Linked DNA regions of Homo sapiens: region 2 is linked to region 1. A link is an interaction called in ENCODE POLR2A ChIA-PET data of the cell type or tissue named here. Cell type or tissue: OCI-LY7. All regions are shown on one strand. Links, peaks and the distances in the headings refer to the core of each region. The heading gives the core; the rest is flanking DNA. Region 1 overlaps SLC45A3 (solute carrier family 45 member 3). Region 2 has its middle 12 kb from the start of CDK18.

The links. Peaks named below come from ENCODE experiments on the same cell type or tissue, not always from the same donor. Only the 100,000 strongest peaks of a DNase experiment are listed, where the experiment ranks them.
Region 2: POLR2A ChIA-PET joins it to region 1 with 6 read pairs; 4 of 35 experiments call an interaction of 5 or more read pairs at or near these places.

The regions. Positions count from the first base shown.
Region 1 is chr1:205,663,710-205,668,091 of GRCh38, reverse strand. SLC45A3 (solute carrier family 45 member 3) reads left to right here. Exons shown (of 5, transcript NM_033102.3): 2 at 3,206-3,607. The coding sequence starts at 3,436. Among named protein-coding and RNA genes, the nearest start is that of SLC45A3, 15 kb to the left of the region's middle. RefSeq lists an enhancer at 2,888-4,087. In OCI-LY7, for the core only: no CTCF peak of the experiment used is centred there; DNase peaks (open chromatin) are centred at 1,619, 1,928, 2,491, 3,601 and 1 weaker place; H3K4me3 peaks cover 2,631 bases; H3K27ac peaks cover 3,590 bases.
Region 2 is chr1:205,490,432-205,494,813 of GRCh38, reverse strand. No RefSeq gene overlaps it. Among named protein-coding and RNA genes, the nearest start is that of CDK18, 12 kb to the left of the region's middle. RefSeq lists an enhancer at 3,330-3,981. In OCI-LY7, for the core only: a CTCF peak has its summit at 442; no DNase peak of the experiment used is centred there.

The DNA.
Region 1 (4,382 bases), core at 277-4,276:
GCTGGGCAGAGTAGAACTCAAACAAGGGAGGACGGACTCTGCCACCAAAGAATACAGGGGTGCTTGAAGCCTGCACCCTTCCTAGTCAAATCCTTTCCCCACCTGGCCCAACCCCAAGTTACCAGGTAAAGAATCTCTGGGTGGGGATGGGGGGCGTTGGAGAAAGGCACCCCAGGAACTGGGAGGCTACTAATGAGCTATCTGGGCTGTAGGAGGATGGTGGGGGGCACTCTTCTCTTTACCTCTTTCTTTTTGTCTTTTTCCCATGTGGGCTAAGAAGGATCCTGCTAATTCCTGGGGGGCCTGGGAACTTGATTAAGGGAGGGGCAAGGCAGGTGGGGTGATTAATGGTTGCTGGACAGCTGTGGTTTATTTTTATTTTTTTATTTTTTAGAGACCAGGTCTCACTCTGTTGCCCAGGCTGGAGAACACTGGCACGATCATAGCTCACTTGCAGCCTCGAACTCCTGGACTCAGGAGATCCTCCCACCTCAGCCTCCTGAGTAGCTGGGATTATAGGTGCATGCCACCATGCCCAGCTAATTTTTATTTATTTATTTTTTATCTTATGTATTTATTTTTATTTGAGATGGAGTTTCGCACTGTCATGGGGCTGGAGTGCAGTGGCACAATCTCGGCTCACTGCAACCTCCGCCTCCCAGGTTCAAGCAATTCTCCTCCTTCAGCCTCCCGAGTAGCTGGGATTGTAGGCGCACGCCACCATGCCCAGCTAATTTTTGTATTTTTAGTAGAGATGGGGTTTCACCACGTTGGCCGGGCTGGTCTCGAACCTCCTGACCTCAGGTAATTTGCCTGCTTTGGCCTCCCAAAGTGCTGGGATTACAGGCATGAGCCACTGTACCTGGCCTATTTTATTTTTATTTTTGTAGAAACAGGGTCTTTCTATGTTGCCCAGGCTGTTCTTAAGCTCCTGCCCTCAAGCCATCATCCCACTCCAGCCTCCCAAAGTGCTGAGATTACAGATGTGAGCCACTGTGCCTGGCCTGCAATTTATTTTAAACAATAGGGAGCAGCCAGGACTTAGAGAATGGGTGCAGGTTATAGGCGAGGCTGGGTCTAACAAAGTCTCTGTTTGCTCAGGGAGGACCTGGTCTCCTGAAAACCCAGAGCAGGTTAGCATTCAGGGCCCTCCCAGAACAAGGGTGGGGAGTGGAATGGGCTGGAAGCCTTTGGCCGCAGAACCCCTCCCTTTAGGCTGGATAGCACTGCCTCTTGGTCTCTGTGCTGTCTCCTGCTTTCCTTCTTGGGGGTACTGTGGAAATGCAGCAATGAGATGCTCAAGTTGAACCTATGACAGCTCAGCTAAGACTGAGGTCTGGCCTTCCACCTTCCTTTTGGAGACAGTATGGGTCAGTATTTTACACCCCTTCTCATGCCACCTCCGTAGGAGGCCGTGTGCCCCATCCCAAAGGGTGAGTCTGAGCAGGATTTAGGGGAGGAGGCTGCTGGTTGCCCAGCCTTATCTCAATTCCCTTCCTTCATGATCTGCCAGCTGCAAAGCCCCTGAAGGTGGTGGTGGAGTGAACAGACCTTACCCAGGACTGATAGCCATCTGATGTTTTTTTAGGCAGTGTCTCCCTCTGTCACCCAGACTGGAGGCAGTGGTCCAATCACTGCGCGCTGCACCCTTGACCTCCCAGGCTCAAGCAATCCTCCCATCTCAGCCTCTTAAGTAGCTGGGACCACAGGTGCATACTACCACGCCTGGATAATTTTTAAATTTTTTGTAGAGAGGGGGTCTCGCTGTGTTGCCCAGGCTGGTCTCAAACTCCCAGGCTGAAGTGATCCTCCTGCCTTGGCCTCTTGAAGTTCTGGGATTATAGGCATGAGCCACCACACTCAGTCCTGGCTGATTTCTCTGTGGCACAGCTCAGAGCACCCACAACACGCTTTGTAATATGCAAGGCCCCATGGGGTTTAGTATTGTGTGAAAAGATAAGATAAGTTGAAATGCCTTTTATAATGAGGTGCTGAGATTGGCAGAGGGCATGAGTAGGGGCTGGGGGTGGTGGAGGCACCTGCCACCATGCCTGGCTAATTTTTGTATTTTTAGCAGAGATGGGGTTTCACCATGTTGGCCAGGCTGGTCTTGAACTCCTGACCTCAAGTGATCCGCCTGCCTTGGCCTCCCAAAGTCCTGGGATTACAAGCATGAGCCACCGCACCCAGCTTTTCATAGTCACTTCTAAGCAGAGGCTTAGATACTGCAATGGCTGTATTGTCGGGAAGCAAGACTTGGAGACCGCTTGCTTGGCGGGGGAGGTACAGGATGGTTCTTTCTGCACAGGAGGCAGGGCTAGCAGGAAGGGGTGTGGGACTTCTCTGCTGAAAATTGAAAAGAGCACCGAAAAATTCCTTTCTCTGCCATTTAAGAGCACAGAAAGGCTGCCCTGGAAGTGGCTGGGCATCCTGTCAGCTTGGGGGAGTCACTGGTATCATTACAGGTATTGCCAGGTGGTGTGGTTTCATGCCCCTGTGAGCTAGAACCTGGGGACGGCTCCACTCTCCCATGACAGTTGGACGGCCATGTGAGGGATTGTTTCTTCCCCTTGAACGTTGAACTCAGGGAGAAACTCAAGGGAGAGATTTTCAGGCCTAGGCTCACCCCAGGGAGCCTTCTGTAAGTTAAAACCCAACCCAACAAAACAGCCTCTCCTCCCTTTCCCCTTCATCCTGGTCTTTGGGGTTAGGGGTTGTGGTGCAGTGTGGCTCATGGCCAAGCAATGCAGAATAGGAAGTGTTACTCTTAACAAAGGGGAATTGAACACCCCAGGTTTGGGGAGTAGAAAGACAAAAGCAAACAAACCAGGCCTGGCAGAGGGTCTCCAGGGGCACCTTGATAGCTGGGCAACTAAAAATTCAGTTGGTTTGATTGCTCCCTCCCGCTCCCCAATACTAACAGGGAAGGGAAATTGTAGATTTTTCAAAACAGAGAATAACCAACATCTGTTTGGCTCTGGAGTGTGCTGAGGTTTAAAAAATCATATTTACCTTATTAATTATGTCAGCCGTAGGCTAATATTAACATGCATTTCCTGACTGGGCAGAAGGGGGTGGCACCTCGGTGACAGGGCCAGTCGCCAGCCTGTGAATGATCAGGATCCAGACAATTTAGAGCAAATCGTGGAGACCTGGCTCCCAGGACTTAACACCCCGTGTGCTTGTGATTGCCCCGCCCTTCTAGGATCTGAGTGATGAGACGTGTCCCCACTGAGGTGCCCCACAGCAGCAGGTGTTGAGCATGGGCTGAGAAGCTGGACCGGCACCAAAGGGCTGGCAGAAATGGGCGCCTGGCTGATTCCTAGGCAGTTGGCGGCAGCAAGGAGGAGAGGCCGCAGCTTCTGGAGCAGAGCCGAGACGAAGCAGTTCTGGAGTGCCTGAACGGCCCCCTGAGCCCTACCCGCCTGGCCCACTATGGTCCAGAGGCTGTGGGTGAGCCGCCTGCTGCGGCACCGGAAAGCCCAGCTCTTGCTGGTCAACCTGCTAACCTTTGGCCTGGAGGTGTGTTTGGCCGCAGGCATCACCTATGTGCCGCCTCTGCTGCTGGAAGTGGGGGTAGAGGAGAAGTTCATGACCATGGTGCTGGGTGAGTCACTACATCCTCCTTCCTTCCTGTTCCAGATACATGCCACCTGGCATGTGGGACAGGAGTACCTCTGCCCTGGGAGCTGCTTGGAGGGAGAGGTGGTCTGCTGGGAAGGCATTGCTGGGCAGGAGGGTGACCCTGGGCTGAGGGGGCACACCAAGAGAAAGAAGAGAATACCAAGGACATACCCCAGTCACCTCTGGATCCCTGGTCCTGCACAGAGCCTGGCTCATAGGAGACACTGGAGAAATGCTCCTAACCTTTGGCTAGCCCTTTTATAATTTATAGCGATTATCTCATTTAATGCTTACAACCACCATTTGAGGTGATCCATTTTACAGAGAAGGAAGCAGAGGCTTTTAAGAGGTTAGGTAAGTCTTAGCCAAAGCCAAATAGCAGCTGAACAGTAGAGCTGGGACTCCATCAAGGTCTCCCAGCCGGAGCTTGCTCCTACCCCTAGGACAAGGGGTGGACTCCTGACTCTGCAGATAAATTCTACAAAAGCCACAGAAGGCAAGTAGTAACCATTGTGTGACAACCCCTCACCCCCAGGAAGAGGGGCCCCTGTGAGGATTGCAGGCTCTGGAGTCACACTGCTTGTTGAAACGCTGCCTCTTACCCTCCCTAGGTCTGCGCCTTTGAATAAGTATCACTTCTTAGTTGCTCCATGCCTCAGTTTGTCCATCTGAAAATGGGGGCATCTGTAATGCCTGTGTTATGAGGAGTAAATTACAGCATCCCTGTGAAGACGTAGCACAGTGTCGAGTACGGAATG
Region 2 (4,382 bases), core at 171-4,170, 170 kb after region 1:
TTTGGGAGGCTGAGGCGGGCGGATCGCTTGAGGCCAGGAGTTCGAGACCAGCCTGGCCAATGTGGCAGAACCCCATCTATACTAAAAATACAAAACTTAGCCAGGCATGGTGGCACAAGCCAATAATCCCAGCTACTTGGGAGGCTGAGGCAGGAGAATTGCTTGAACCCGGGATGCTGAGGTTGCAGTGTGCTGAGATCACACCGCTGCACTCCAGCCTGGGTGACAGAGCGAGACCCTGACTCAAAAGAAAAAAAAAATTAGCCAGGCATGGTGGCATGTTCCTGTGGTCCCAGCTGCTGGGGTGGCTGAGGTGGGAAGATTACCTGAGCCCAGGAGGTCAAGGGTACAGAAAGCTGTGATCGCACCACTGCACTCCAGTCCGGGTGACAGAATAAGACCCCGTCTCTAAAAAAAGAAAAGGAAAGGAAAAAAGAAATTGTTTGACAAGTGTGTAAGCTGTAAGTGAGCCCCTCACAGTGGTGACTTCTCTAATGACAAGCTGGTGGGACTGGCTGCACAGCAGGGCTCTTGCTTGCTGGGTGAGGAACACAGACCAGATTGGGGAGGGGAGAGGGACCAAGGCTGGCCCCCGCAGTTCTTCTCTGCCCACCTCACAAAGCCCTTGGCATCTCTTTTAAACCTATTTTGAACAAATATTTAAAAGATGTCCCCATGAAGCAGTGACAAATGATTAGCCTGCCCTGCTTGCCCACTTGTCTCCTGCCAACTGTGACCACCAGGGAGGATGGAGAAAATGCTCCAGGCTTCTGAATCCCACCCAACTGCTGCTGTCCAGGGACAGCCAGGATGGGAGCAGAAGCAGAGGAGAGAGGGCAGCTGCCTGGCGCCTGGGGAGGGGAGCATCCCCACCTGCATCCCCACCTCTGAGTTCTCTGGTCGTCCCGCCTGGGCAGCTTGGGCCAGGATGACGCCAGGCTCCAGCTCCAGCCGCTGGATCTTGATAGGGAAGGACAGAGCCTGAGAGAAAATCGTGCAAGCAGGCGAGTTTACTGGAGACAGAGACAGGGGACCCAGAGGCCAGAGCCTCTGAAACCAGGGCATGGGTAGAAGATGTGGATGCTATTTGGCAGACATTTGCATGGCATTTTATGTTAAAACTGAGCCACTGCATTGGTGCCAGCATTCAGCTAGAGCCCAGGGAACTAACTCTGCTGACAGCATCAGAAAAGTGCATAGAAATTCCCCCAGCCCCTGCCCTTCTCCCCTGGTGGTTCTTCTGGCTCCAATTGGCCCCAGGCCAACACTGTGATTTTTTGGCCCCAGATCTTGCCTCCACCGCTCACTCTTTGCCTCCCTCCATCCTAGGGGCAGGGGTGAGGACAGACTTGTGGTGGTGACTCAGAGTGTTGTCCTCTGAGGTTAGCACAGCCCAGAGAAATGCCCGGGCAGGCTGTGTTCCTCCCACTCCTCACTCAGAAGCTCAGTTTGAGAAGCAGCCCTTGGCCAGGCTTGGGACCTGTGCCCAAGACTGAGGAGAGACAGCTGTCATGCCCCAACCTCAGCCTGGAGGCACCAAGTTCCCTTGCCTGCGGGACCAGCACGGAGTCCTTAGCCCAGTCCTGGGGATGTTGTTTCCTGGAGTTGCAGCTAATTTCCCTAATTTCCTCCCAGACCAGCTTCCCCTTTCCCTGAAGCCTGGGAGGGGCTGGGACCCACAGAGCAGCCAGGTGTGGCCCCAGGGATAAGAGTGGGGCCTGGCAGAACAGGGAGGGGTCAGGACCTGGGAACAGTCTGGACAGGCGTAAGGTGGGAACCACATCGGGACCAGTGAGGAAGAGCCTGGGGTTTAGACTCGCACTTCCTTTTCCTCTCGGCTGAGCCCCGGGACCAGAATGGTTCCAGTTACCAGGGCCTCCCGGGAATGCAAGCTGAGTGATAGGGCAGTTATCAGGCCTGTTCAGCTCAGACACCCCTGAATGATCAGCGAGACTCAGGGGCCCACACCCACATGAACAGGTATATCCAACCAAAATGCACCTGAGTGTGTCAGTTACTACCAGGTGCCACTATCTGAGTGGCCAGGCAGTGGTACCTGGCAAGTTTACCTGGTACAATACCTGAATATATCAAGCTGCCTCCAAATCAGACCATTATGCCAAATGTCCTGGCAAGAAAGACATACTCCAGGGGGCCAGCTCCTCCAGGGGCCAGCCTAGCTCTGCAGGTTGGTATCTGGCAGTACCTGGTGTAGCCAGGGAAACAAAGGGATTTGTCAGCTGGAATCTGTACTTCCCCAGGCCTACTATTTGCTCCAGGAGCTCTCCCGTGGGTCCCCCGGGGCACTGATATTTCTCAGCATGTCTTCCCTAGGATCCCAGCCATTCATGATCCCACAACTGACTTTGCTCTTAGTCAAACAGCTGGTGACTGAACCTGATCCAATATTTACTCCTGGAAAGAGGGCAAAGGGGCAGGTGTCACTCCAGGCAGCCTGGAACTGCAGTTGGCTGGGTCTGGGGGAAGGGAGGGGAGGGTTTGCTATTTTCTCTGGTGCCAGAGGCTTTCTCAGACCTTAGGTATTCCCCACCTAACCATCTGCCTCCTCTTCCTGACATGGGCTGGGGAGGGGACTGGAAGGGAGCTTTGTCCCCAGGGAACTGTCCCTGAGAGGGGTGAAGCCAAGTAGATGAGGAACCTCAGCCGGGAGGTGAGAAACCCAGACCACCAGCTTGAGAGGACAAGGAGCCTCCCCAGCGGGGGGCTTGCAGGGAAAGGAGGCTGTCCTGCAGGAAGGGGCAGCCTGCAGGATGCCTGCAGGTTTCCCTGAAAGGGGATGGGGAAGAGGAAAGACTGGGGACTGGAGTGAGACCCTCAGTGAGGAATGGAAGCAGGTGGTCCATGAGTACCAGGGCTGGGGCTGCCGCCTCAGAAAGGAGTCAGGCCACGGCCACTCCAGAAATCTGGTGAATCCAGAAAGTTGGTGATTTCCCCACCCTTGGCATTGTAATGGAATTCTCCCTGGTGTGATTAGCAATGAATCTTGGAACTCAAAGTGTGATTTCAGGGAGAGGCAGCCAGGAGCTCTCCCTTACCAGTGCGGCCTCGGGGAGAAGCCCTAGGGACAGTGAATTTGGGGTGCTTCAAAAGCAGCAGGCCCAGGTGGGGTGGGGCTTGCTGAGGAGAGAGGGTGGGGGCAGGGAGGGGGCAGTGGTGTGCTGTCCTGAGGAGAACGGGCTTTGCTATGCACCTACTGTGTGTCAGGCACCTTATATACCAGACTACAGTGAATCTTCAGGACAACACGAAGTCACTGTTGTTAGCCAGTTTTACAGATGAGCAAACTGAGGCTCACAGAGGTTATGTGACTTTCCTAGTCACTCAGTGTGAGGCAGAGCATCCAGGTATGAGTCCCAAGCATGTGTGCCTTTTGTAACAGCTCCAGACCCAGGGAGATTCCAGACCCAGGGAGGGATGCCAGCAGCCTAGCACGGGGCAAGTCAAACTCGGGAGGGTGTCTCTGCCACACCTCAGTGTGCCCATCCTCTGGTGCATGCCTGCTTCCTGGCAGCCCCCAAAGACTCTGAATCAGAGGCAGCGCCGCTCAAGAGAGGACATAGGCTCTGAACTCGGAAGACTCTGGATTCCGATGCTACTCATGAGCAGATGTGACCTTGGGCAAGCCATCCACAAAGAGAACCTCGTCACGCCTTCATCTAAGGTTGTTTCATAATTAAATGAGATAATGCATATAAAACATCTGGCACGGACCACATGTGGTGGCTCACGCCTGTAATCCCAGCAATTTGGGAAGCTGAATGGGGAGGATCACTTGAGCCCAGGAATTCAGGACCAGTCTGGGCAACATGGTGAGACTCTGTCCCTACAAAAAATTTAAAAATTAGCCAGGCATGATGACACGTGTCTGTAGTCCCAGCTACATGGGAGGCTGAGGTGGGAGGATCACTTGAACCGCGGAGGTCAAGTCTGCAGTGAGCCGTGATTGTGCCACTGAACTCCAGCCTGGGTGACGGAGTGAGATTCTGTCTCAAAAAATAAATTCATTAATTAATTTAATTAAATAAAAAACTTGGCACATAGTAGGTGCTTAAGAAATGATAGTTCTCTGCAGGGCTGGCTTCCATGGGCACGCATCATGCAGTCTATCAGGTCCTGTTCTCAGAAGGGCCCCACACTCAGAGGGCCTCCTGCTTGTTTTAATGCTTTATTGTTCTCTTGTTTAAATTCTTAATACTTTTTCAACAAGGAGCCTTGCATTTTCATTTTGCATCAGATCCTGCAAATTATCTAGCCCATCTGGGTTATTGGTGTGGGTTTAGTTCCTTGAATCCAGAAAGGACTACCTGTGACCCACACTATGAAACAAGCCACCATTTCATCATTTCGTGATTTTGTCTGCC